Linked DNA regions of Homo sapiens: region 1 is linked to region 2. Evidence: chromatin contacts called from ENCODE Hi-C data. All regions are on one chromosome and are shown on one strand. The core of a region is the stretch at or near the end of the contact, and the rest is flanking DNA. Distances in the headings are between cores, read along the strand shown. Region 1 holds the start of SLC36A2 (solute carrier family 36 member 2). Region 2 holds the start of MYOZ3-AS1 (MYOZ3 antisense RNA 1).

Region 1 (3,488 bases), core at 894-3,393, 680 kb before region 2:
ATTTGCTCCACTCTTTTTGGAGATGTCTAGTGGGCAGGCTGTCTTTTCACCAGTTGCCTGCCCCACCCAAGAAAAGCTGGCCTGCATCTCAGCGTTACCAAACACCCCATCCAAGCCCTTGGGGTTCTCATGCCTTTGGAAGTCATCTACAATCTAGTATCCATCTTGCAAAGGGGACACTGGAGTTTGAAGGGGAATAATATCTTTCCAAGGGTTGCCACAGCTTCATAGTTAGAGCCATAGCGGAACCCAGGGCTTCGGATGCCTGGGCCACTCGTGTTGGAAGGGCTTATTTTGGACATCCCCACCCTAGGAGAAGACCTCCTGCCTGCTAACATGTGGTGCAATGAGTTGGGGTGTGGAGCCCCACCCTACAAGCTTTTTTTTCACTGACGATGCCTGGGAAGAGCTCTGGCCAAACACTGATATTCCAGCCACCCCTTTCCAAAAGGCCTGAAGATAATTCAGAGTTCTTCTCAAAACCTGGAGAGGAAGGCAAGAACTAGCTCATATCTAAACATAGCAAGCTCCTCAACAATCTTATTACTGACCTTGCTCGAGCAGGAACACAGAGCTCCACCTGCGACATCAAATCTGAGATTACAAATTTAAATTGTGGAATCTCAGGCTGTAAACGAGCAGGTCACAGGATGCAGCCTGCTACTTCACAGACCAGTAATACTGCCATGTAATGGTGCCAGACAAGGGAATAACACTTCTCAAATCACAGCAAGTGTTTCAGTTGATTCAGGACAAGAAGCTGGCAGGGTGGGGCCAGCATTAAAACAAAGGAGACAGTGCTGTGGTCAAAGCTGCAGGCTTCAGAAAAAACAAACAAACAAAACAAAAAACAAACAACAACAACCAAAAAAAACCTGGCTAGCGGGGAGTTCGGATTTACCGAGTTCCAGCTGTGACCTCCAGCAAGTTATTCTTTTCCTCTCTGAGCCTCAATTTCCACATCTGTAAAAACAAACTAACAAAGCTAACCCACAGAAGTAGCCAGGCTTTGTGGAGCTTGAAGCTTATCCCATGGAGAAGGGGAAAGTAGTGGTAAGGAGGACCTCTTTAAGAAAAAAGCAATACAAAATTGTCCATTCAAAATTGCATACAGGACCTTGGAAAGAGCCCCATGTAAGGGAGGGGCCTGACAAATCTGTCTTGGATGCTACCAGTTAGCAGTGACATTAGCTAAGCAAAGCTTGTGGCATGTAATAAGCCCTTAAGAAATGTTAGTTTTGGGGATGAGATGATGGAGGAGAGAGTGGTATGGCTTGAGTCAAAAGCTGTAATTTTGAGGGAGGAGGAAATTTTGGCCTGTTCATCTGCACTGAAGCAGAGATAATGACAGAGAGTGGGATACTAGAGAAACGCCCAAGACCATCTTTAGCTGCAGAGTTCTATCCTGGATTTCATGTGTGACCTTAGACAAATCTCACCACCTCCTGGCGCCAGTATCTTGCCCAGCAAACTGTGGCTGGGAGTCATACAATCTCAGCCTCTTCCCCGTTTCCAGAAGAACACTCTTTACTCACTCCATGGAGCCTCACAAAAGCTAAGAATTAATTAGAGATGACTGAGTGACTGTCCCTTTTTTGTTCCAATTTAAGAATGGGGTGCTGCAAGAAGGGATGTCTTACAGCAGACTGTGGAGCCAGTGAGACATGGAAACCTCTACCCTGAGATGAATAAAAGGAGAGGGATTTGTAGGTATTTTCTTGGAGACAGAAATAGGTTACTGGTTGAAAACCTTGACAAATTGGGCTAGGTTCCAACTCTGTCACTTTCTAGCTATCTGACCTCGGGCAGATTCCTTTACTTCAAGAAACCTCAGTTTTCTCCTTACTTAATTGATAGGGTTAAATGAGAAAATGTAGATAAAACACTTAGAGGATTGCTTATCCCTTAGTACAGGGCTTAATAGATATTTGTTATTAAAATTATCAGTATAATAGTTATCATTATGATTATTATTAAGTAATACCAATACGAATGGGTGATGCCTTTTCCAAATCCCTCCTTCCTCTCCTCCTCTTCCCAGGAGTCCTCGTCCACTGGCTTCTCCAGGCAGGAAGAGGTGCCCTCCAGGGAGGTGGGCGGGGCCTCGTTCCAGCTTGGCCAGAGCCAGCCCGGGCACACACCACTGTGCTGGGGTGTACATCTACACTAGACACCTTCCTGCTTCCCTCCTTCCAGAGCAGACCTCTTTGTCACCCCGAGCTCCTTGTTTCTTAAGCAGTCATGTCTGTGACAAAAAGTACTGAGGGTCCCCAGGGAGCCGTTGCCATCAAATTGGACCTTATGTCGCCTCCTGAAAGTGCCAAGAAGTTGGAGAACAAGGACTCTACATTCTTGGATGAAAGTCCTTCAGAGTCAGCAGGCTTGAAGAAGACCAAGGGCATAACGTGAGTGCTGTTTTCTGCCATCCCTATTTCTGCTTTCTAGCCTGAAGCTTGCATTGGCAAAAACCCTGAGGTGGGTGTGTCTGACCCTCAACCCACTGTGCAGATGAGAAACCAAGGTTGCAAAAGGTGCAGTCATGGGCTGAGTCAAGCTGAGGCAGAAGTAAAGGCTGTCAGAAAAGCCCTTAGGGACATAGTGATCCAGATCCCAAAAGGCACAGGTGGGGAAACTGAGGCTCAATTACCCTGGACCACATACTGAGTCATTGGCAGGATAAGGGCTAGAATTCAGTGCTGGCCCTAAAGCCACATTTTTGTTCCTGGCCAGCGATGTTAAGATTGGGGATAGAGGTAGAATCCCTAACTACTTGGAGGAGAAGGTGAGTCCTGAGCTTAAAACCACAGTGGCCTCACTGACCACTAAGTATTTCCTCCTCCCTGCCTCCTTCCTGCAGTAAGCCTGGCCTCTACTTCAACTGAGAAGCATAGATGACTCTAAAAAACACACTTTGTGGAAAGTTCTAGTTTTTTCCACTTTCCAGGGAGTGGGGAGTGGGGGTTATTCACAAGGCTTCCAAAACATAAAAAAAGAGGGAAGCCAAGCTACAGGGCTGCAGCTCCCTTCCCCACATCTGACCCCACCACCCAACCAGACTTGCTAGTTTACTTAGGAACAAAAGGTGTGGGGTGTGGTAGTGAAGAGGTTCTGCTGCTTTAAGAAGAAAGTTTTTGCACCACTAGATAGTAGAAAGAGCACTGGACAGAGAATCAGAAGGCCTGAGTTCAAGTGGTTTCTCTGCTCCTTCTCTAAGTTCCAGTTTTCTGACATGCAAAACAGGTGGCAGTGTGAACTAAAGGAGGGTGCATGGAAACAAAATCGGAGGATGTGTTTCTCGGGGGTGCACTGCAGGGAGGGACTGTAAGGGGCAGGCAAAGCCCCTCCCCACAGCCATCCAGCAGGACAATTTAGGGATGGACACAGTGACTGGCCCTGCTGCCTGTGCTGTCGCCCCAGGGCTAGTCCTGGAAGTTGCTAAGTATTAGTGACCCTGAGAGTGTGCTGTCTGTAAGTTGGGGCCAGCCACT
Region 2 (3,332 bases), core at 833-3,332:
CAACAGCCAGGCCTCACAGGAACAGGCTGGGTGGTGTCCAAGCCATGCAAGGCCCACAGTCAGGCCCTTGACTGGGAGCCCAGGACCCTGGAAGCTGAGCACATCTTGGCCACCCAAACTGCTGTTTCTCTTCTCTATGCCTCAGTTGGTCTTTCTCCCTCAGAAGAGGTCTGGATGCAGGGCTCCCTAAGAGCCTCTTTCTGCTGGTGGGAATGTGCCTTGCTGTCATACATGAGGCATGAGATCAGTGGGAGATGCAACCTGAGTGGCCCAGCCTGGAAGCTGCCTGCCAGGACTGAATGTCTGCTGCAGGTTTCAAATGACTGGGCAGGCAGGGTCTGAGGGCCCAGGAGGAGATAGGGCAGTCCTGCCTGCCAGGGAACTCCAGAATGTCTGTTAATGGCTCGTGACTCACACAGCGCATGCTAAGCCCAATTCTTCCCATCAGGAAGTCTCTGCCTATTCAGATATTTGAGGGCAGTCACATCCCTCTGGAGCTGTCTCTTCTCAAGGCAGATCACCCCCAGTTCCTTCAGCCCTTCCTCATATGTGCTGATTTTCCAGGCCTAGCTAGGCTCTGGCGCCCACCCGTCTGTCTTAGACAGACCCAGTCTCCACGTGTGGTCTGAGCAAATGCCAGAAGAGCAGGACCGTGGCGTCCTCTCTGTGGACTCCCCTTTTCCTCACTAAATGCAGCCCAAACCAGAGGAGCATATTCAAAAATAGCACCAGACCAAGGAAGCCAATGCAGTTAACATGCACTCCTCAGCCCAAGGCCTTCCCCCAGTGCCAAGCTCCTGTCTTGATTCCTATGGTTTGTTTTCAGGCCCTCAGTGCAGAATGGTAAATGTATCCCTTTCAAGCTCTCCCCTGTCCAAACTTCATCTCAGCTGTAAATAATAATCATAATACGCCGGGGGCGGTGGCTCATGCCTGTAATCCCAGCACTTTGGGAGGCAAAGGCGGGTGGATCACGAGTTCAGGAGTTCGAGACCAGCCCGGCCAACATAGTGAAACCCTGTCTCTACTAAAAATACAAAAAATTAGCCGGGCACGGTGGTGGGCGCCTGTAATCCCAGCTACTAGGGAGGCTAAGGCAGGAGAATCGCTTGAACCCAGGAGGAAGAGGTTGCAGTGAGCTGAGATTGCGCCATTGCACTCCAGCCCGGGTGACAGTGTGAGACTCCGTCTCAAATAATAATAATAACAACAACAACAATAATAGCTATTGTTTGTTGCAAGTGTCTTACTTGCCAGAAACTTTACCTATGGCTTCTCGTGTCATCTCCATAGCAACTTTATGAAGCAGGTACTATAAACCCCTCATTTTACAGGTGGGGCAATGGAGGCTCAGAGAGGTTAAGTCACTTGCCCAAGGTCAACACGGGCAGGCCTGGGGTCTGCATTCAAGTCCACGTGGAGGCCTCACGCTCTAAACCCATATAGGCCACTGCGCTGTGGCCCTCACTCTGGCGTCCAATGTTTCACTGCCACTCTCCACTTTGGGGCAGCCTCAAAGCTACCTTGTTGGCCTCTTCTAGGCCATTGGTGAAAGGAAAAGCTGAGCTGGCCTCGAACTGCTGAAATCTGGGGACCCCTCAGAGAAGGACACAAATCTAGATGTTCATCAAAGAGGTAGCACACAGCAGCCATGGAGAACAAGGCACTGGGCTCTGGAGTCAGACAAACCCAGACCTGAATCCCGGCCCTGCCGGTGCTTCCTTGTTTTGTGGCTTTGGCCGGGTTGTTCATATTCCTGAGCCGCAGCCTCTTCATCTGCAGAACAGGAAAACTCATAGCACCCGCCCACCATGTCCTGGAGAATATCCAAGATGTGCGGCACCTTCACTCTTCATTTCTCCCACGTTAACTGAGCACCTACCAGGTGCGGAGGCGCTGTTCCAGCCAGAGCTCAGTCAATGAATAGAAAGCGCTGGGGACAGAGCCTGGCCTGCAGAAAGTGCTCAGGAAACGCAGGCTCCCGCTGTGGCTGTGACTGGCTTCCCGCCCCTCCCGGTCTGTCCCCCGGGCTGCCCGCCCCGCCTTACTTGTTGAAATTTCGGTAGTCGTTGGGGCTGGGGGTGTGACTTCGGCCATCGCTCTGGTAGTCCCGGTAGCTGACGAACTCCTGCCAAGGGCAGCGGTAGCCCTTGGAGATGGCGGTGTGGTTGAACTTCTCTGGCGGGACGCCCTTCAGCGGCTCCGCATAGCCTAGGGGCGCGGGGGGAAGGGAGCGCCTCCGTTCTTCCACCCTCAGCCCCCAACCCCACCTCGCCCCACCCCCATTCCGCGGACGCGGTTGGAGGAGGGAAGATCGGAGTTAGGGGAGAGGACGGCGGGAATGGGAAGCCACAGTTGCTCCAGCACAGGAGACCCCTCCCCATCCCAGGAAACACGGAGGACTGCAGTGAGGAAGCCACGAGTTCGCAGCGCGGGTTGGTCTTGGCCTTGGCTGACTCGCTGTGTGACCTGGGGCGCGGCGCCCCTCCGGCTCGTGGTCTGGCGAGGGGAGTGCGCGCGTGCGCGTGTGTGTTGGGGAAGGGGGCGGACTAGCCTTCTGGGTGCTCTTCCTGCCCCATGGGGAGCACACCCATGCTTCAGGCCCCCCAGCCCTGGTCCCGGGACCCGAGGAGGCCACTCACCTGGCGCCAGGGCGCTGGGGCTGGGGACGCACCCAGCAGGGGCGGCTGCAGGGTGGGCGCCCTCGGGACCCCCGAGTGAGGCCCCGGGTGAGGCCGGGAAGATGTGGAGCTCCGAGCGGTAGTTCGGCCCCTCAGGGCCATTGGCATTGGCAACCTGGGCACAGGGGCGGGTTCTCAGAGGCCACCGACGACCTCCCGCCCCCAGCCGCGCTCCCCTTCCCCCAGCTTCCCTTCCAGGGAGCTCCCCTCCACGCTCACCGTCCCCGACTCCGCTGTTCCAGTCACCTTCCTCCTGGCGCTTCCGGCCAGCATCTGGGAACGAGGGGGTAGAATAAACCGCAGAGAAGCTCAGCGGGGCAGGGGACCAGGGTTCTCCCTCCACCAAAAAAAAAGGTCGGGGGGAGGCAAGAATCCTAACGCCCATCATCGGGGAACAAGGATGAGTTACTAGTTTACAACGCTAAACCCAGTGCCTGGGACCGAGAAATACTCGATATATGTTAATTGCTATTGTAATGCCGAGTCCGGGCAAGATACTTAATTTCCCTGAGCCTCAATGTCCTTCTCGATAGAATGAGGATGATGGTGATGAAGATCTCTTCCTCAGAGGGGTCTATGAGCATTAAATGAGATACCTGCAAAGTGCTTAGCTAGCATTGTCTTAGGCACATAGCAAAGGCGGGTGTTTTG

Evidence for each region. A loop is a pair of places that touch in the nucleus more often than their neighbours do. Pooled maps may share reads with other maps.
Region 1: a pooled map of gastrocnemius medialis shows a loop between it and region 2 (2.8-fold over the local background). The contact joins the promoter of SLC36A2 here to the promoter of MYOZ3-AS1 in region 2. A Hi-C loop is called at or near these places in 1 of 50 pooled maps.

The regions. Positions count from the first base shown.
Region 1 is chr5:151,346,214-151,349,701 of GRCh38, reverse strand. SLC36A2 (solute carrier family 36 member 2) reads left to right here and starts at 2,143. Exons shown (of 10, transcript NM_181776.3): 1 at 2,143-2,405. The coding sequence starts at 2,242. It also overlaps a transcript of SLC36A1 not described here. RefSeq lists an enhancer at 1,717-2,630.
Region 2 is chr5:150,671,219-150,674,550 of GRCh38, reverse strand. MYOZ3-AS1 (MYOZ3 antisense RNA 1) reads left to right here and starts at 2,082. Exons shown (of 4, transcript NR_186487.1): 1 at 2,082-2,435. MYOZ3 (myozenin 3) reads right to left here. Exons shown (of 7, transcript NM_001122853.3): 4 at 2,901-2,954; 5 at 2,643-2,796; 6 at 2,049-2,211.